2 separate regions of the Homo sapiens genome follow, and region 1 is linked to region 2. A link is a loop called in an ENCODE intact Hi-C map of the cell type or tissue named here. Cell type or tissue: dorsolateral prefrontal cortex. All regions are shown on one strand. Links, peaks and the distances in the headings refer to the core of each region. The heading gives the core; the rest is flanking DNA.

What was found. A loop is a pair of places that touch in the nucleus more often than their neighbours do. Peaks named below come from ENCODE experiments on the same cell type or tissue, not always from the same donor. Only the 100,000 strongest peaks of a DNase experiment are listed, where the experiment ranks them.
Region 1: it touches region 2 in a loop (5-fold over the local background); 7 of 110 quality-filtered maps call a loop at or near these places.

Annotation. Positions count from the first base shown.
Region 1 is chr3:180,013,669-180,024,815 of GRCh38, reverse strand. All of the region lies in intron 1 of PEX5L (peroxisomal biogenesis factor 5 like), which reads left to right. Among named protein-coding and RNA genes, the nearest start is that of PEX5L, 18 kb to the left of the region's middle. RefSeq lists an enhancer at 9,962-10,461. In dorsolateral prefrontal cortex, for the core only: CTCF peaks have their summits at 5,799 and 6,000; a DNase peak (open chromatin) is centred at 6,025; H3K4me3 peaks cover 505 bases; H3K27ac peaks cover 2,565 bases.
Region 2 is chr3:179,924,746-179,935,892 of GRCh38, reverse strand. All of the region lies in intron 2 of PEX5L (peroxisomal biogenesis factor 5 like), which reads left to right. Among named protein-coding and RNA genes, the nearest start is that of PEX5L-AS2, 32 kb to the right of the region's middle. In dorsolateral prefrontal cortex, for the core only: CTCF peaks have their summits at 6,439 and 6,651 (motif pointing left); DNase peaks (open chromatin) are centred at 6,244 and 6,642; H3K27ac peaks cover 7,278 bases.

The DNA of each region.
Region 1 (11,147 bases), core at 1,810-9,809, 89 kb before region 2:
ATGATGTCGGAACTGCTGTCGGAGGCTGTCATTTGCTTATACCCTGTTGTAAGGGTTGCTTATACCCCCAGCCCTGACCTCCCCAGTTACACATGCATGCACATGTGAGTTCTCTCTCTCTCTCTCACACACACACATGCAGCTTTTCACATCAGATCCAAGGAAGGAGCTGTACTCACAATGGTCATACAATGGTCATCCAGTGGACTTGTCTATTTTGTGCACCTATCTGAACCATGGGTTCCTTTTATTCTATTTTTTTTTTTTTTTTGAAACGGAGTCTCGCTCCATCTCCCAGGCTGGAGTGCAGTGGCATGATCTCAGCTCACTGCAAGCTCCGCCTCCTGGGTTCACGCCATTCTCCTGCCTCAGCCTCCTGAGTATCTGGGACTACAGGCGCCTGCCACCACGCACGGCTAATTTTTTTTTTTTTTGTGTGTGTATATATATATATATATATATATATATTTAGTAGGGACGGGGTTTCACAGTGTTAGCCAGGATGGTCTCAATCTCCTGACCTCGTGATCCACCCACCTCGGCCTCCCAAAGTGCCGGGCACAGTTACTCTTATATGTGAGCCCGAAATACGGAGGAGTGATTCTTCCCATTCAGTTACAGGCTAAGAAGATTCAAAAATCCCATGTCAACACAGAGGTCTTTCTAAAAGGAGACAAGAAATACCAGTGCCAGTGACATGTACTACCTTTGTGCAAATAATAAAAATGTACCCTTTCTGGGTGGACCAAATATACAAAGACTGTGTTTTTTCCTGGGGAACACAATCCCACACCCAGGCACACACTTGGTATGTGAGGTAGAGGGTTGGATTTCAGACCTGAATAGTGCCCCCTCACCCAGACATCTTTGCACAGCCAATCTGCACAACCATAGGCATGGCTTTGAAGGGGGTCTCCTCTACCAAGGTGCTAGGTATGGCTCTGAAGGGGGTCTCCTCTACCAAGGAGCTAGGTATGGCTCTGAAGGGGGTCTCCTCTACCAAGCAGCTAGTCTCTCCCTCTCTCTCTCTCTCTCTCTCTCTCTGTGTGTGTGCGTGTGTGTGTGTAGATGAGTGGTGAAAGGTGAATAAATTAGCTCTATTTTACCAAATATATTCAAACACAAATTGGATGTGTTTGCTAAGGCTTTTATAGAGGATGGTCTCTTTAAAGGCTTACTGGCTTTCCTTCCAGCTCTAGGATTCTATTATTATCAGGCCTCTAATTAGTGATACAATACATCTGTGAGTGCTTGGTCAGGGCCGATTCCCCCAGTTTACTACTAACCATATAATGGAAAATACATTTTAAAATTTTGCTAACATCGAGAAGCTTGATATTTCTTACGAAGCCAAAGATCAGCCTCTCCTAATTCTTCAGAGGACGTGCTGTTTGGGAGCATGCTGCCGTATGTCTCCTCATTCTGCAAATAAGACATTTTCCTGTAAAGCTATCCCTGATATAGCAGATTCTTATTTGTGATATAATACTGATATCTCTGCTACAATAGTCACTTTTTGTGACAGTGAGATGTTCGTAAAAGTTAATCTTTAGAGTGCCTCAGTGAGGTTGGCAAAAGATAGATATTTTATCTCTGTCATGCTGATAAAGAGAATGCAGCATACAGGTTGGACCACCTCCCCCAGACTTCCTTGTCAAATCAATTGGGGACTGAGGAGTAGAATCTGGGTCTTCTGTTTTTCACTCTATTGCTTGCGCCTGCATAGCAAATTCAGGCCATATCTCCATGTCGGTACCTCAGCCGCTGCAAAATGACTCAACTAACAGGAGATAAAATGATTTTGCAAGTTTTCTGGACATTGCGGTGGCCTTGGAGGGTAGAAATCACTGATGCATTCTTTCTACCACTTACTCAACACAGATGTAGAATCCAAATAGCTTTACCGATACTCTGCACTCAACACCTGTAACATTTATGCATGTAATACTCTGAGAGCCCCTTTGTGTAGGATGGAGTGCACTTGCTTAGTGGAGTACAGAACAGTCACAAAACACCCATCTTTTATGCAGAAATCCCCTCTAGAATCAGAAATGCCCAGAAGGCCAGAATAATATTGAGGCTATGGGATTAATCGGAGCTCAGAAGCCCAGTGTGGAGACACTTTTCAAGATCCTCAATATTATCTTGATTGTATGTATAAACCAAGCTGAAATATCCCCACTCAAAATTCTATTACTTACCTAAATATTTTTATGTTTTATTTTGTACTTTGCTATTGTAAAACATTCAACATTAATAAGGTAGTTAACCAAGTGTTTCATGTATTACTTTAATGTTTTAACCTCCTTTAAATTAACCCCTCTTTTAAATACAAGACTTTACTTGAGAAAAATCCGTTGCTATTTATTTGAGGGAGTTCTCTTAATTTCTTATGATCTTAGACATCCATTTATGCAGGAAGAGAAAACACCAGCTTTGTTGAAAGGAAACTACTTCTAAATGGCAGGATCAAAATTATTGTGGAGGAAATATGCACAGCTCTTATTTTACTAATCTCAATTCATATTAAAATATCTATTTTAAATGGAACATTTGTTCCCTAATGTCTTAAAATTAATTTTAAACTTTCAATTAATTTAGGAGTGTGGAAGGACTAAGAAGTAACATTATAAAAATCAGAATGTGATAGCATTGATCAAATTATTCAATGTAAAATTAAAATACCAAAATAAAAATCATGTTTTCTTTCATAGCTGATTTTGTTAAAATTAATATTTTAGAAATCAACTCCTAGCACATTCATGTGATTATATTCTGGTTTCAGAATCAATAAGTAATAGAAATTAAATGTTCTGTGTTATATCAAGGAAGCATTACTCCCATCTTCTATTTTAAGAGTTAAAATACATGTGTTTTTGGGTCTCATTTGTCCAAAATTGTTATTTTACCTGTGGCTTATACTGCACATTATTCTGGTGTTTTAATAAATGCTTAAACAGATAAAGAAATGTTAAAGTAACTAAGCATCTATGCTCATCCTCAATATTTGTCCACAAACCAGTTACATCTCCCCAACTTAACACCAGTCTCACTAACTGACTACCTGTACCTGTTCCAACTCAAAGTCAACATGTTCAGATATGGACTCACTGTCACCACCACCAACTGTACCAACTTCCGTAAGGCCTACCTCTTCCCCTATTTTTCTGGATTGTGTAATAGCACCACCATCCACTCAATTACCTAAGTCAGAAACCTGGGAGTCATCCGCTCCTCTCTCATATCATCCTTTTATTTGAAGTCCTTTCATGTTAAGCATCATCTATAATAGTGTTTCTAAGTGCAATCATCTTTAGAATCATTGTCTAGAATGCTCGTTAGAAATGTAGATTCCTGGACCCCACTGCAGCCCTGTTGAATAAGGCTCCCTGAGAACGAGGCCTGGGACTCTGATTCCACAGTTGAACTTAATGCACACTGAAGTATGAAAAACACTGGCCTCCACAATAATATATGACTTATAAGCCCTACTTTGCTGTTTTCTCATCTACAATGTCCTCATAAGAACTCCAAACTCTAACCTTACTAGATTTTGAACATGTCCCCAAATTGGACTTGTGCCTCCATGCCTCTGGCCTTCTCTAGTGATGTTCTCTCTGACCGGGTCACCCACATTCTCACCTACCTGGCCGATCCTTGCTTATCCTTCAAAATCCAGCTGAAGGTATCACTTCCTATAAGGAGTCTTCCGTAAACCTCCAGGGCTGGGTTAGATGCCTTCCTCATGTTCTCATAGCACCCTGAGCCTGTGCAGAACTCTGTCTCAGCTCCCCTTACCCTACTTCTTGGTGGGGTGGTTCTCTTGGCTGTATCTTGTTCATCTTTTCAACCCTGGTACCTAGCACAGAGCCTAGTCATGGTGGGCAAGCAATACATGTTGGATTAAATAAAGAATTGTTGAACAAATTCATCTTTTAATTAGCCTTAATTAGTCTGCTTGGTTTGATTTAAACTTCTGAAGAGTCCCATAGACTAGTATAGATTAAGCATTTTATCTAGCATCTTTGAAGATGAAATTAAATTATTATGAAAATGAACTATTCCCTTTAAAAAATCAATTATTCTTGAGTAATGCATTCAAATTCCTGTCTGATTTTTTTTAAGGCAAGTGTGAAGAACAAAAGAAAGAATATAAGCCAACAGGCAAAACACTTGGATCCCAGGCCTGTTTCTGCTCTAACTTGTATATGACTTGGGAAACATCACTTTATCTCTGTGGGTTTCAGTTTTCTCATTCACATCACAAAAGGACTGGTAGAATCTGAAGCTTTTCCCAGTAAAATAATTTTATTATTCTAAACTAAACTTTAATAAATTAACATTTTGAGATAGTACTTAATGTAATAAAAAAGCAATTTAAATAGTATCTAGAGTTTATCATGTGTATAAATCTTATATATAAGATATATGTAAAATAGGATATATGTGTAAAATTAGATTTTATTGGGGGAGAAGCTGTTGATCTAACTTTACGATAAAATTAGACCAATGTTATATTTATTCTACTTTTTCTACTTAGTTCTAATATTTTGTTGTATTGGTTTAAATTTTTATTTTATCAATTAATTGCATGATTTGCTCATTATATGAAATGATAATCATCTGTTATTTATCCCCATGGATTATATAATTGTAAGCGAAATGAATATCATGGCGTTATTTGACTGAGAAGATTATTTTCATATTTTTCTTCTGGTTTTGAAGACATGGGGGAAATTTTCGATGAGATGTTAATCCAAGTTGTAGCAATTCCTACCTGTGTGACCTTAGACAAGTTTCTTAATCTCTCTGACCATCTCAAATTTGAAAATTGAAGTGTACATTAATTCGTTAAGAAGCCTAATTGTTTGATTTCTGACTCTTGTCGATAAGAACATTCACAGATTTGTTGCCAAGTTTTAATACTGGATTCTCTGCTTTAGAAATATCCTTATATTATTGAGGGGGGACATTATCCAGTTGATAAAGATTATCTCATCAAAACAGAGACCACTACTTCCCATCATTTAAAATTCTACAATAAGGTGATCATATGGAAATTATACCCTCAAACTAATTAATGGGATAAGTTAGTTGCAGTGGGAAGTATTTCTGTTTCCTTTTATCTCTCTGATTTCCTCAGTCCCAAGGAAATACAAATATTTTCATTGACAGTTATATTAGATGCAGAATTGTGAATTGCCTTTGGTATACCCACTTAGAGAGAATTGAAGGAGGAAATATGATGATAAATAAAAATGGGAAACTAGAACCTCAAGGTATGCTTCTACCTTAAATCACTGAAATTGCCTGTTTGCACATTTAAAATGAGGTATCCTCATAAGTCAGAAGTAGAAACCAGAGGCTAAAATTCCAACCAGAGCCAGGAGCACACTTTTATAGAATGTTAGCAAATTTAATACCTTGGGACAGTGAAAGTTCTTGGCAAACATTGATTTACTGGAGATCAGAAAAAGTTGGTTGACTGGGAGGAATATTTATGCATTTATATATGCATTCTTTAAGTAAGCACGATTATATGAGTAAATTACAGTCTACAGAGAAACATAAAATCCCAGAGACCTGGAGTTCAAATTATTGACTTTATTTCCAACTGTGACCCTATATGGCCTTAAACCTTTATGATCTATTCCATGGCCCTAAACACAGCCTACAAGACATTACCCTACTGAGCAATGGAGAAGATTGTTTGGCACACTTCCTTCACACGTTCCACTCCTTTATGCACACAATTAAAATAGACACCAATACACGGAGCTAGAAGAAATGGATTTCTGCATATTGACCATTCACACCTGATTGTGAAATAAAGTTGATTGTATTGATTTCTGTGGCTCTATGATGCCTTTAATAGAGTGGCCCGAAAACTCTAGGCTTGCTGTTCTGGATTTTAACAAACAAACAACAACAACAACAAAAAACAGACAACTTGAACAAATTGAATCTGCAGCAACCTTAGAGAGCCATCTCAGAGGCAGGGGGAGCCCTTTGAGAAGCATAGCAACTGGATGTCACCCAGTAAGACAGGCAGGCCTGGGTGAAAGGCTTCGTGTGAGCTGTCTAAATGTTTACCTCAAGCTTTCTGCAAATTCGTGTGTGTCATTTTTCATTTCAGAGCAGCACCCACTCTCCTATTAGAATGAACAAGGTTCCCAGGCCAACAGAAGCTCTTCCCCTCTCTAAAAACGAATAAAATGAAAGGCAGGTTTGGAAATGACTTGCACAGCCATAAATATTGGCGCTATCTTTAACATGATTTTCACTTCAAAAAATATGTTTTCATTTATAACATAGTTTATATTCATAACTGCATTGTCAAGTCAGAAGGACTGGCCATATCACCAACCAAGGCACCGACTGTTAGTTACTTGTCATCAGCCGGTTAGTGGTAAAGCAAGACTATGTTGCATTCTGTGTTATTTCTTTTAGAATATTCTTACATGAGATATTCACTGGCTAAAATGGTTCCAGCCCATTCAATAGAAAGGTTAACACAGACCTACCAAATGATGGAAAAATTGCAAATATAAAACTAATCGTGACATAATATATATGTATAAAAATATTATATGAAACAACGTATGTTTTACTTTTGTTCATATGAGGTATATGGTATATATTAATAGATGAGGAACCAGAACACTGCCTTTGGTGGGAAAGGATGTTCTAATGTAACGTATATGTTCCATTCAGTTCCTGACACACTGTACAACCATAATAAATAGAAATTGCTGAAATCCACTTTGCCTTTTGGCTATACTCCCAGGAAAGCTTATCTGATTTCCAAACTGTGGGTGCTAAAATAAAATCTGAGAAACACAGAGCAGAATAAGAAATAGATCTCTTCAGCATATCTGATATCCACCTACCCTGAGTCCTCATTCTTCATCTTAATTTTTCTTTATTTTGAATCGTGATTCCTTTCTCTGAACCTCAACCTTTTCTCAGAAGTGCTTATCCAAGTCATGTTTATAGAAGTAAATACTTATTCATTCATTCATTATCAAATATTTTTTAGCATCTTATCTTCTTACAGAAACAAAGCTTTATGATATTCCCTCTTATTTGGGAACTTAAAAGTTAGCTGAAAAGACACAAACTTATGTAGGAAGATCAGATTTAAATAAAATAAAGAAATAAATAATTTTTATAAGGAAATATAATTATATATAAAGTATATGGAAAATGGGTATTTGAAAATATGGCTCAGTTGTACATGAGTGACAGAAGTACACACTCAGTTTGAGAGTAAATTAATAGGTCATATGTATAGTGTTTTGAATTAAATATTGAAAGATAGTCCCCAATCAAATAGAATGGTTTTTAAAATCTCTATTAAAAATGGCAACTTTTCACATAGTTCACACTGATAACGGCTTTAAAATACATTTTAGGAATGTATAAGAGAGAGAAACTTGCAAAGGCATCCTGGGGCTTGAATCTGTAATCCATATATTCTTTTTTCCAGTGTTATTTCAAAACCTAGATGTTATGTGAGGAAAATGTCCCTTTCCCAAAACAGCAGAGAGAAAATCATAAAAGATATTTCCGTCTGGGGATGTGTAAACATTTAAGTTTGGTAAACAGCCATTTCAAGCTATTCATAAGTCAAAAATATGGTGGCGTAGTGGTTCTCCCGATTTCCTTTAGACCAAAATTTAGACTCAAATCTGTAAACAGATCTTTTTTTATTTTATCATGAGACAGCAATTTACCCACTAGAGAAAATCTTGTATAGATGTTAAGCTAGTATAAAATTTCATCATGAAAATATAACTTCATAAATAAATATGATGTGTTAATGAACATTACTCACTCTTTTTACATAAAAAGTTAGCAATAAAATATGAAATTAAATACTTGGATTCATGAATCTATAATGCTCTGTTCTTTAGGATTCCTGTGGAATTAAGTATGTTTATTGACAAAGCAAATGATCAAGAGCATAAATGGAAAGCTATTTACATTTGCAAGAAATGTTCAAATATAAATGCAAATAAATCAGCTAAATTAATAAGTAGGAACATTTAAGAATAACACTTTACAACTAAGTATAGATTTACATCAGAAAGGTAATAAAATCCATCTGCAACCCTGTCTGAGTTCTTGGAAGTTCAGCATCATTCACTTCATGGGTGAAGGTCAAGGTCAGGCATTTATTGAGAGCACTGTCACCTCTGGAGCCCCTCTGGCTCCAGCTGCACTGCTGGTACATGTCTACTTCTTTTGTGATAAAAATCAGCAAGAATTTTCTGTATTGTTCATTCCTGCGTGATAATTGAACCAGGTATATTCAAGGACAAATTAAACAACCAAATTAAAGGTCAGTTGCAGAGATAGGTGAACTGTGTTAGTACCTTGTGAATCTCATCTATTTTAAATTAGAAATTTCTTAAAGACAAGGGCATGATTTTAAACATTCACATATATAGAGAGATAGATATATAAAAATATTTCATAGCACTGAGCTGACATCCAATTAATAGGAGGCTAACTTAAACATTAGAGATAGCAGTAAGGATTTAATAAAACTTTAAGTATTATGATATAATCATTGATCAAAGTCATCCTTCCCCATGGTATGACCTAGCCACATTTTTCTGGAGATAAGATTAACACATTAGAATAAAATTAAGGATAGAATTAAAAACAGAAAGATAAGATATTGAGTGTTGGTGGTGGTGGTGGTGGTGGTGTTACAGCACTTACTTCTCTTTGTGGAAAAGAATGTTTTTTCCCCAAATCAGTCATGCTCACTTGTTGTGACCTAAATCACTATCAGCCATTATTTCTCTGTCTCTGTAGTTTAAACCCAAATATCCCATTATGCCTTTTCATAATTTCATGTGTTGATTATTCATCCTACTTTTACACTTTTGTTTATTTATTATACATTATATATAATATATTAAATATTATATATTATATGTTATATATTATTATATTCTATGAAGTACCTCCTATGTATCAAGACAAAAGTCAAGAAAATTAGTTTCAAATCTCTTCTATCATTGCCCTTCATTCTTCTGACTTAAGTCTTCTCTATAGCTTGGCTTCCTCACCAATAGTGAGGAGATTAATATATAGAATGGTCTGAGGCCCTCTCTAACTCTGAAATTCTAGTTCATGAATAACCATGGCCATCCTCTCAGTTTGTTTATTTTGTGAATTCCCAGAAGTCCATGAAAACACTAAGGAACAATTCACTATAATTAGACATCAGGGATACTGCTTTGTTTTAGTTTTTAATAATATACAATGATGATAATTTTAAAGACTCTCTCACCATGTAAGACAATTATGGATGTTTCTACCATGAATGGAGTCCTCAATAGGAAACATTTTTCTTCTGTTATACTAAGAGCATGACATTAGAATTAAAACACACACACACCTCGTTTTGGAGAAAACAAGTTTTCTATAAAATATAATTAAAATTTGGTAGCTCGTTCGCTAACTTAGCAGAGGTGGGATTTGAACCAGAAATTTGGCTCCAGAGTCAACTCCCTTGTATACAATATTATTTAAAAAATGTGTTTTAAACATTCATCAAATGTTAGCAGGAAGGGATACAAAGATGAATGAGGTGTGGTTCCTGTCCTCAAGGGGTTTACGGAGCCAACCCATCTTCCAGCAAAACATTTCTCTAAGGCTCTGCTAAGGAATGAGACAGAGCCCTTTCTGCCGGTAATCCCCACAGCACTTCATCTGTTTCTTTCTCAGAGCACTTTTACAAGTATGTTATTGCTATTTGTGTTTACCTCTCACATTTCTTGCTTGAAAAGAATATACCTTATTCATGTTTATGCTCTATGTCAGTGCTGAATAAAATGGTTCTGCAATAACAGAAATAGGTACTGATGTTTACATGTAGCAAGCATCTTATGGTAAGTACAGTGCAAGGATGAAATAAAAGCCTTTGGTGAAATAGCTGCAATTGCAAGATCGAAATCACCATAATAATCCCAATTCAGATTTCGGGGTTCGTTTGTGGTTTTTCTTTGTTCCTCTGCTAGAAAAAAAGAAAAAATTTAGTGGAAAGAGACTTGCCTTATTTTTTTTCCAGTAGTATTATACATATAAAATAGAACACACACTTTTTATAATGAATTTTAAAACTGTTTTTATATGACTTAAAAGTTTAGCTTCTTTTACACTACTTTCCGTGGTTTATTTTGTTTTTCCAAACAATTTTCCAGATTTAAACTTTAGACATGCTTTATAGAGACTAAAACTCTAAGCTTATCTTTAAGTTTTAATGAAAGTAATAGCCCTACTTTCCTGTAACCTGGGAGTTTTGTGTCTGCATTCTTTTTTTTTTTTGAGTCGGAGTCTCGCTCTGTCACCCAGGCTGGAGTGCAGTGGCGCGATCTTGGCTCGCTGCAAGCTCCGCCTCCCGGGTTCACGCCATTCTCCTGCCTCAGCCTCCGGAGTAGCTGGGACTCCAGGCGCCCGCCACCACGCCTGGCTAATTTTTTGTATTTTTAGTAGAGACGGGGTTTCACCGTGTTAGCCAGGATGGTCTCGATCTCCTGTGTCTGCATTCTTTAATCTCTTCTTGGTATTAAGGTGATGTGCATTAGACATTGTCCCTTAATTGAAGCACAGAATTCAGGATAGTTCCTTCCTCAGCTAATAATTTTCTAAGAGAAACTAGTGACATGACACAGAAAACATAAAACACATTTCATTAATTTTCATTCTGCTTTCATACTCTTCAAGGGCATGAGCATGGATGCATTACTCCCTTTCCCACCCAATGGTGCCAAGACTTCTCAATGCCTTCAGTCCATACTTGTAGTTATTGCAGTTTGCAATGGAATATGACAAACAGACATGCTAAAGAGGTTCAACAAAATTTAAAGGGCAATGAAAAAATTAAAATTTGATTTTTTATTATGAAAGTCACACGTGTTCCTTGTAGAAAATTTGGACAAAAAGAAAGGTAGAAAAAAGTTAAAAATCAGTCATAATACAATCATTATTATTTTCTTCCAGTTGTTTTTCCTGCATTCTTTCTACAAGTGGAGGTGAATACCCTCAGGGAACTATGAAATACAAATTACATTTTATCCCTATTGTTTGAGTAGTAATTACAATAGCTAAATTGTCTCGAATGCTTACAT
Region 2 (11,147 bases), core at 1,870-9,869:
TGAGGAGGAACTTCACTTTATAGCAACCCATTCTCACACTAACTAATCCAGTCCCATGTGTGAGAATTCACTATCACAAGAATAGCATCAAGCTCCCCATGATGGTGGAGGCCCCATGGTCCAGATGCCTCCCATCAGGCTCCACCTCTTAAAAGTTCCACCTGCAACATTGCTGCCCTGGGAATCAAGGTTCCAACGTGAGTTTTGGTGGGGACACTCAAACCATGCAACTACCAAAATAATTGTGACTACCTGCAAATTTTTATAGATAGGAAAAGAATTACTTGGTTAACTCTAAAAAACATGTATTTCTCATTATTAAAGTGATATATGCTCATAGTAGAAAATAAACAACAGAAAAATACAAGTTTTGAAAAGAAAGCGAAAATAACCCAAAAGCACATCCCGCATGGGGTGGAGGCCCCAGTGGCCCAGATGCTAATGGTAGAAAATAAATAACAGAAATATATACGCTCGTGGTAGAAAATAAGCAACAGGAAAATACTTACAAGTTTTGAAAAGAAAGCAAAAATGATCCATAAGCACATCCCACAATGCAGTCATTTCTACTAGTTTGTTGTAGCTCCTACAAATCTTTCTTTCTTTGTGTATATGGTTTTCTTTCATTGAAGTCACACTGCATGTACACTTTAATTCTGAAACTTTTTTACATAGCATTACACAGTGCCTTTTTCCCATGTTATTATAAATTATTCAAAAGTATCATTTTTGTGACTAGGGTAGCATGTTTCATATTGTAAGTCAGGACTCGAGTAAGTCTGCCCCTCTGCCCCTTTGCCACTACACTGCATGCAACTCTTTTTTTTTTTTTAATTCTCATATAATGAAAAGATCATACAGGCCTTCATAAGCTTGGTTTCACTTCTGGGTTTATTCATGGCCAAGTTATTTCTGCCAAAATCAGGTCCTTTTCTATCCAAAATGCTTTAATATTGACATCTGACCATTTATAACAGGAAGGCACATAAACACAGTGACTCTCTAATTTATGATACTGAACTAGTAAAAAGAAAATGCTTTTTAAAATACATTAATACAATCAAATGCTACCACATAAGGAAATCAATATTTTTGAGATTATAGTTTCCAAACAATTAGAGTATTAGTATTGAGCCCTTTTGTGTGTTCAGCAAAAACCCAAACAAGGAGAGTAATAAACGGCATAGGGAATACAAATTGATATTAGATTCATAATAATATTTTCTGGTTAGATAATTTTTATTTGCTTGATGTTATGTCAATGGAAATAAAGTGGAGAGAGTATAGACTTTGAAAACAATAACTGAATTCAAATTCCAGGTTTGCCATTCTGTAATTTCATTTTTTACTAGGCAAGTTGTTTAACCTCTGAGACTCAGAGACCTCACCCACAAAATAAGGTTCACAGTGTCCACCTTATCGTGTCATTTGTGCTAAGGATTAATTGAGACAATGTTCATGAAGGTTCTTAGTGCATGGTACATAACAGAGGCTTCATAAATGATAGTTCTCACTACCATTTCTTTTCCCTAAATAGCCTGGTTTATTCAACAGACATTTAGCTTAATCCCTGGTTCAGTACACATAATCTTTCCAATCCTCCTTCCTTCCATATGTATACATAGATCTTGCCATATCCACTTGTGCAGAAATGTGCTATATGTAAATGCAAATTTTACTCTATGAAAATACATATAAGATATCCTCCAGAGTAGCAGCTATTCATATGCATGAATTGTATGCCAACCTGCTTGATCTGGATAGAGTTGGTGCAGGCTGGACGTAACAGCAAGCTGGCTGGAGCATTTGCTCTGCTCATCAATCGCCAAGCCAAATTCGGCAGATCTGCCTGGCTTGTCAGAGAGGATATCCGTTTCTTCTTTTGTGTCCCATTGGGTCTTCTGAGTCCTGGCACAACCTTCCCAGCTAGAGAAGTGTTCTGCCATCAGGCATGTCAGAGTGGGTCACAATTCAAACATAGGGAACAGACTGCAATCTAAAGCAGTGCTACTCAAGGTGGTCCTAAGACCAGCAGGTCAGCACCACCTACAAGCAAATTTGGGGACTCTGCAAAGGCCTACTGAATCAGAATATCTGAGGGTGAGGCTCTTCAGGTGAGCCTGATGCTTGCAAAATTTTAATTTAAAGTGAAACTTCATTCATTCAACAAATGTTAATGGAGCTCCTGCCTCTCTCCCCATCACTCACTTGTCACCAAAAACATTGACTTCCTTGCTGAACCTTGAAATAGGAAGAGGAAAAGTAAAGATTTTTGATGTAACTACCCAGAACAGTTAAAATTCCATTTGTATTTCATCAGTGTTCCTAGTTCCAATTTTCAGACTAGTTTCCAATGTCTTTTAGAATTTTAAAAATTCAGTTAAAGTGCTGGCTTTTTAGCAATAGAAATTTCACTGGTATTGAAATTAGTTTTCTCAAAAAAAAAAGAGAATTGTATATGACTCCATTATCTCCAGTCACTTCATCTAGGACAAGCTTCCCTGGAAAATGCCAGCATTAGCAGCATGAGCTGGTGCTGTGGATGATAGCTTTGGCACAGAAGGCACATGTGCATATAGCACTTACGCAGCAGGTGGCCATAATCATTTCCATGACTGGCTGTCGATTTCCTGGTAACAAGAGTCGCTTAGGTACATGGGCAGGACAAACACACATGGTCCAGAGCAGCCATCAGTGCTAAAAACAATTCAAGATATATGTGGATCAAAGTCAGGGGTCATTCATTATGTTAACTGAAATAGGCCGGGTGCAGAAAGGCAAATACCATGTGCTCTCACTTATATGTGGAATCTAAAAAAATTGAACTCATAGAAGCAGAGAGCAGGATGGTGGTTACCAGAGGCTGTGGGTGTGGGCTGGAGGGAGTTGGGGATATGTTGGTCAGAGGATACAAAATTTCAGTTATTTAGGAGATCAGGAGATCTATTGTACACCATGAGGACTATAGTTACAACAATGTATTGTATTCTCAAAAATCTCTAAGAGAGTAGATTTTTAAGTGTTCTAACCACAAAATTGCTAATATATGAGGTAATGCATATGTTAACTAACTTAATGAAGCTATTCCACAATGCATGCATATTTCAAAACATCATATCGTACATTATAAATATATGCAATTTTTGTCAATTTAAATAATTATTAATTTTTTTAAGTCTGGGGCCATGAATTACTTCATCAAAGGTATCTTTAAAAAAGTTAAGAATGTGAATAGAGCTTAAATTAACTTTTATTTTTCCAATTTTAAATAAGAATCAAATCAAACAATATTTGAAATCCTATCTCTTGTGGCTTTTGAAATGTCTTATATGCATTTGCCTAGTACCCATTCCTCAGAATATCATGAAGCAGAATTTGGCAATACTAAAACATTATTTACCTTTATTTTGTTTAAAACATGAAGATAGATCTTTTCTGGGGAGGTAGGGTTGTTTTGTTTGGGACTTTTTTGGTCTAATTTTAAAGCTTATCCCTGCTCATATATGAAACTCAAGCAAACGTAAACAGCAAAATAAAAAGCAGTTCAAATTCACCGTAGGTAATTGCTGTCAATATTTTAAAAGGTATTCTTACATATATCTCTTTATAATCACACATACACATACACACACACAACTTTATGTAAAAAGGACTATACTATACCTGAGGTTTTGAACCCTATTTTTCCCCTGCTCCCTATGTCCTGGAGATCTTCCAGTCTCAGTAAATATAAATATAATTTATCTTTTTAAATAGCTGCATAATGTTTTGTTTACTGGGTTATAATGTATATATATGATATGTTACCTATTTATAGACAGGTATGTTGCTTCTAGTTTTTATAACTCTAAATAAGATTAGGATAAACATATCCTTGTACATAGAAATATTTGCACATTTCTAATTTTATCACTAATAGAAATAACTAGCAGTGAAATTAGTGATAGAAGGCCATATATGCATTTAGAAGTTTGGTTCCATCAGCAATCTGCCATCCAAAAACACTGTCACACTTTTTAATCTTTGCCAATCTGATAGACAAAAATTGATAACTTGTATTTATTTCTATTTCTTTCATTATAAATGAAGTTAAAGAAAATTGAGTTTAGATACATGTGAACTTAACTGATCATCTCAGGAACCCTCTGGTTAACATTCGAGTTAATTGGGCTGTGCTGTATCCAATGAATTTTTCATTTGTAAGCTTGGAAACATTGCCTCTTTGAACCTCTTTAGAAAAAAAATTATAGCAAGTTTCTCTTAAAAGAAACAGATAAGAATAATTTAAATACATCAGAACATACGGCTTCAGGCATCTTGTCATTTTTCTAAGATATTTATAATCTTGAAAAAAAGTATTTGGGAAAAAGTCAAACTTTCCAATGTGGTTCTATCATTATAAATAATTGCAAAAAGCTATTTCGAAAGCAGACCGTGAAGAGATTAAAAGTCAGGAATCCTGGGCTCTCTGTTCCAAGTCTGCCCCCAACCAACTCAGTGACCTTATGAAATTGACTTCACCTCTGTGGTCCTCAGTTTCCTCCTTCAAAAAAAATGGAATGGATTGAATAGATGTCCTTTGAGGCCTTTGCCTCCTGAGATGTGATGATGATCTGCATTCTTAGGACAGTAGCTTTGCCAGGTCCGTTATTGACAGAGGTCCCAATACTGGCACCAATTCGACTCTAGCCTTCTATCTTGAACACAACAATAGACACTCAGCTTAAATCTTGGTCAAATGCAATGAATTCATTTTTTATTTGAAAAACATTTAATAATCTAGACAAGTTGGAGAAATGTATCATTTATTTCTGTATGTGAGTGGGTTTGTGTATGTGTGTGTGTTTTTTAATTTATTCATTTCTTAAACATTTCTTAGGTATGTACTGTCTTATAGGCTACTGCTGGAAATACAAGGCTGAACAGGTCAAATATTTCCTTCCTCAAGGAACTCAATATCCAGTGGAGAAATGGACAAATAAGCAAACAGGGATTGTCTGAAAAAAACTGTGCTTAAATAGTAGCGTTTCTTTCTCAAAATTTACATTTGTATGAGGTGGCATTTTCCTTTACCTCCATGTTGCTACAGAGATAAAAATGATGAAAGGTTTAAGCAAGCATAAAATGTCTTTAGAAAAAGCACCAAATATTTGGACCATTTTTAGAGTAAAATTATCCACTTTGAATGACAGATCCTAACATTTCCTCTTGTTTTAACTGCTCAAATAGGATTTCAACAACCAGGAAAGCATGAGGCATATTTAAAGCCCAAACATGGTTATTTTGTCCTAGTAAGTTAGAGAAAGACCAGACATAGTACAGGACAAGTCTCAGGGGTAGTGCCAATCAATAAGAGACTTCTGTGGGTAGGCAAAGCACCATATTCATGGAGCACCACAAACTTCAGTTGTACTGACACCATTGGCCAGTTTCATGGATTCCAGCATGTGGGCAGAGGCTAGCACTGCAGAAGCCAGACTGGGTGATATCAGCATCCCAGGAAGTTGGAATTTTGCTACTAGGAAGTTATTCCATATATAACAGGAGTGCAGCTACTAATCTAGGATTAAGCTGAACTTTAAGCCTCTGGAAAGGAAGTTAGACACTGTCTAGAAAAAAGAATAAGGTATACAAAGCAGTTGATAACAGAAAACAAAAATCAAAAGAGAAACAGTTTTATGACCTAGTGCAGTTATTCTCAAACTTCTGCAGGCATCAGAATCACCAGAACAGCTTGTTAAAGCTCATATTGCTAGACTCCCACATCTAGAATGTCTGATTCAGTGGGTTTGAGTGGGGCCGAAGAATTTGTTTTCAAAAAGGTTCCTAGGTGATATTGATGCTTCTGGTCCAGGAACCACACTTTGAAAAATACATACAAAACAGACTAAGAGCTCACTCAGGCTTGGCAACTCAGACATAAAAACCTTGTTTTCAAAATTGGGAGTGTGAAAGGAAGGGGAATATGTGGAAGCCCGTGGTTTTAGCCCCAGCTATGTCCCGGTCTGATAAACAACAAGAGAACCAGAAAGAGCAAGATAGGTCTACGCAGGTCACCGGGACAGATTTAAAAAACGTGGGTGGGGACAGAGTGACTGACACTGGAGATGTGATTGGTTTGGGAAAAGATGTCATGGGAGTTGAAGGTTATCCATGATCCCAGTTTTAGGGAGCAGGAAGAGGCAGGGGCAGGGGCATTAGGCAGGAACTGATCTTAACGTCCACAGGGACTCATAATCATCTCTCTGAACCAGGGGCGGTTGCCAAATGCAAACATGTGCCTGTTCTTTGTGTATACTTAAAGAGTAGTTCTATATCTAAATGCTGCTCCAAACTATAAGGTTTAATCCTATGAAATTACCAATATTTAACAGCTTCTGACTTACCAAAAAAAAAAAAAAAATGGCAACTTCACAAGATGCAACCTAATGCAATATGAACTGTAAAATAAATGTAATACAGAATATGGACTGAAAATAAATGCAAAATTCTTTATACTTAGCTCTACTCTTTTGTCAAATAAATTTTAAATGAGGAATCAACTTTTAGGTTTTCTATATTTAGATTTAAGTACTTTGAGGATTTTTCCATCACAGATTTTCCATCCTTGAAACCACTTGCACAGAACTGACTCTGATCTGCTGCCCCCTGCTGTCAGCTAGGGAAGCAACCTGATTTTTAACTGTTTGGGAGGCTAGAGCTAATCCCTTAAAAAAAAATCAGGGTTTCTAAACATGTCACTTAGGATTATCCCTTGGTTTAGGTAATCCTTGCCGGTACTTTTCTTCATTAGAAGATTATTGAGACTTGATGGAATAAGTCATTATCATGTGAGCCCTACTGGCCTGACATGTTTCCCTTTTTGGATATAACTTAACAGAGTTAGAAAAGAAGAATAGAATTACAGCTGGATTCTCAGTAACTCACACTAATGACAGGGACAGCTGTTTACAAATTTCAGTCATCAGACTAAGGAGAATGTATGGAAAGGTAATGGCATGGAGGGGCTTCAAGCCTGGATCTTGATGATTTTGCTGGAATGGGTTAGGATTTAATTGCCTTCAGCAAAAACTGGGGCTTGTGCTCCAGTAGTTTTGTTCTTTATGTGATAAAATGGAATGAGTATAAGCCAACTCTAGGTCTTTGCCCTCAATTTTTCTCTGTCACATCAAAAGGGACTGCTGGGTTTTTATAAGAATCACTGAGTTTTAGATCTAACACAGAACTGTGCTTCCGGTGGTAGGTGATGGTTGCTTGCAGGAAATGATGGAAAATGCTTAAAATTCAATCCAGAATCAGTTGGAGAGTTGAGATTGTAACTCAGATACACAACTGTTTAAATGCTGTCCACTGCCTACCCACCATTTGTTGTAAATGGTTTTTAAAGGCCCCTCGACACATTGTTTGAAGCTTAAGTGGGGAAGGAAGGGTGTGTGTCCCCGAGAGGCCCTAGCACTCTCTCAGTCCCCACCCTCAGCCATTTGTAAATGGCTCTTTGTCTCCTGGGACCTCCTCCAAAAGGGATGGGTACAGGTGTTCCCAGTTGGATCACAGGCTGAAAATGTTGAGAATGGCTATTCTGAATTATGGTTGTAATTTAATCTGGCAAATATTATTGAGCTTCTCTCTGTAATAAAGTAGGCTCTGGTGATGCAGGAGCATATAAGCCCACCCAAAGGCTCACAATCTGGCTTCCTGTAAGCGTGCAAACTGGTTTTACTCAACTATTACTGAAGTAAAGAGAATTGTTGGCAAATGTTAAACAATTATATGAAAGGAACAGGCAGATAGTCCCTGGACCCACTGATCAACCTTAACATAAATAAAAGTGGGGAAACAAGACCTGTGCATTCAAATGCATTGCCTAAATTGGGATGTGCTGGAAGCTTAACATACAGAGTGACTTGGAAAGATTTAGTCCCAGAAATATATACTTCATTAATAATATTTTATGATCACATATTGAAATGATAATTTTTGATATATTAGGTTAAATAATTACAATAGAAAAGAAAATTATTGGCTAAAACTTCCCCCATTTAAACAGCAAACTAGTGTGCTAGTGACATGAGCATTTGCTACAGTTTACACTATTTCTCATAAGATGAAAACCAAAATCTTTAACTTAGCTTGCAAGGTTACACAAACGATGGTGAAGGGCAGGTTTTGTTTGGTTTTGTTTTTTTAATGTCCAATTCCTTGCAGATTGATGATTTTATAAAGAAAATAACAATTAATTTTTCAAATAAATGAAATGGAAAAAGTCACACAAAATGCAAGCCCAATTTTATTATTAGTTTAACAAACATAAAATTACTTTGTGAAATGGCTACAAAAATTTCTACAATGTAGACTTCCAATTTTTATACTTGCCTCATCCCCAGTAAGGTAGCAAACAGTTCACAGTCCACATACCACTCTCTGAGTGACACAGGCTAGCCCCTGCCTACCTCTCCCTATCACTCTCTGCAGGCAGCCACACTGGCCTGTTTCCCTTCTTAGAACATGCCTCTCTCCTTACACTGGCAGGACTCCCAACCCCTCTGTGCCTAGTTAATCGTAACTATCTTTCAGATCTCAAGCCACAGCCTCTGTCTTTACCCTGAGAGCCTACACTTAGTCAGGGTCCCTGTCTGTGCTCCATTGTACCATGTGCCTCTCTTTATCACACGTTTCACCATTTGGAAGAACCCGAGTCCTTCACTAAGCTGTAAGCTTACAGTGATGGCATCAGTCTTGTTCACCAGCGATCCCAAATGCCTAGGACATACTACATGCTCAGTAAATACTTGTTTAATTAATAGATAATTAAAAATAATTTGAGCTCACAAAATTCAAACTTTCATTTTTTAACTGAGAAAACTAACTTCCAGAGAGTTTAAACAATTTGCTTAAAAATTCCAAGGACATATATATTCAAAACTGAGACCCGGATCTGCCTAAGTCCACACCATTACTTTTTTCCTAAACACACTAAAATGGGGCATTACCCAGAAATCATAAAAATTGTTTTGGATGGTGACCATTTCTATGAGTTGAAGCCATTTCCAAAATTACCCAGAAAGTTTACACGGTTAAACAATATTTTATTTTGTATCTACTCATTCATTTCACAGATATTTGTTGAACACCTACCATGTGACAGGCATTACTCTAAATGTTGTGAATGTGGCAGTTGTGGAGAAAGCCCAGGGTTTCCTGAACAGCCTCATTCTAGTTGGAGAGACAACAGCAAACATAGAAAAATACCCATAATTGGCAATAAGTCCTTTGCACAGAATTAGCACGAGATAAAGGGATGGAGGGACTTTGAACAGAATTAGCACAAGATAAAGCAAAGGAGGGCCTATTTTGGATGATGTAATCAGGAGGCCCATCTGAGGAGGTGATGCTTGAATTGACACCTGAATATGAAAAGAGGCCGAGGAGTTCTGGTGGAAGGCAGAAGGGACAGCAACTGCAAAGCTGTGAGGTTGGAACAAGCCTTAGTAAGTTCCAAGAACAGCAAGTGTGGCTGGGCAGGAGGAGGTTCTGACTCCAGGATGAATGAGAAAGTAGGATCCAATCTTGGCTGGCTGGTCCGAGGGCACTGATGTAATCGGATTTGCCTTTTCCTCTGGTTGTTAAGGAGAGCACTGTGGGGTCAGATGGAAACAGTCCAGCAGCAAGAGGACCAGTTCAGGAGTCCAGCTGAGAGATGAGGGCAGGGTAGCAGCAGTGGTGGTGGCGAGAAGTGGTCGCATTCAAGATTTATTGACTCTGCTGATGGATTGGATATTGCAGGTGAGGAAAAAAGAGAACGTGGGATAATTGCCAGGCTTTTTGACTTGAGCAATTGAGTGAATATTAGTGCCAAAAACAGAAATATTGGAAGACTCAGGAGAAACATTTGGAGGGGGGAGATTGGTTTTAAATCAAGAGTAAAGCCATGTGTGGAGTAAATAGCACACAGAGTAGACCACAGAGAGAAAACAATTTTCAATATGGTCCATCAGAAACCTTGTGATGCTGACATTTTCTCCAATAATTTTACCTGCACTTGTATGTTGTGGTATATTAAGTATGTGAATAAGAAGATTTGGGCAGAATATTAGAATAATTAAATCAAGTAATTGAAACATTAATACTGGCATAGAATATTGGTATCATTTTTCTTTGTTTTGCCTAATATCAAGTTAATTTTCCTAAATTTAGAGATAGCGAGTTAAAACTGTTCCTTCATAATATGTAGCACTATTCACAAAATTATTTGTTACAGCAATGATTCTGTGTCAAAATAGGAAATAATCTAAATTGTCATCAATAAAGTAAATATAATCTTATAACTGAATATTATTATGCAGATATAACAAAAATAAATTCTTTATGCACTGATGTAGGAAAATCTTTAAGATGTATCCAGTAATAAAGGCAAAGTATGCAATAATTGGTACAGTATGTTACTTCTTGTCATTAGAAGGATAGGATAAAAATATGTGTAGTATCTGTGCTCACTTGCATGGACATAAAGAAACTCTGGAAGGACACATAAAAAAAACTAACCACAGTGTTTATGGATAGGGCATGATGGACGGGTGAGCTAGGCAGATGGGGAGTAGGGGCGTGAGGAAGATTTTCTACTGGATGCCTTTTTAAAATTTTTGAACGCTATCAATGTAACACCTATTCAAAAAATTAAATTAAGAAAAATAACATTAGGCAGAGTTTAAAGAATGACCAGAATTATTACTGAAAACACACTGTGCTGCCAATAGAAACTTTTTAAGCAAGGCACTTCCACTGGCCTCTGAGCAACCTCCCTGGGAAAGGGAAGATGAGTTTCTGATGTGAACTCTTTCCTCCTTAGGACTTTCTAATTCTTACCTCTCAGATTCTGCACACAGCCTTCCAACTTGGGTAAGAAAGAGAGCTGAAATGTCTAGAATCTAAGATGAAAGTGATAAATAAATAATCTTATTATATTTGTTTGATTGCTTTCTTCTTACTTTGCCAAGTTAAGTGCTTTGCAGTACTTTTTAAAAATTCATTTGCTCAAAAAAAATTTTCTCTTATGTGCAACATACTGCTCTATACCCTAAAATATAAAAATTAATGTAATTTCTGTTGACTCTCTTAATACACTTAAGGTATAAGGAGGCAAGGAAATG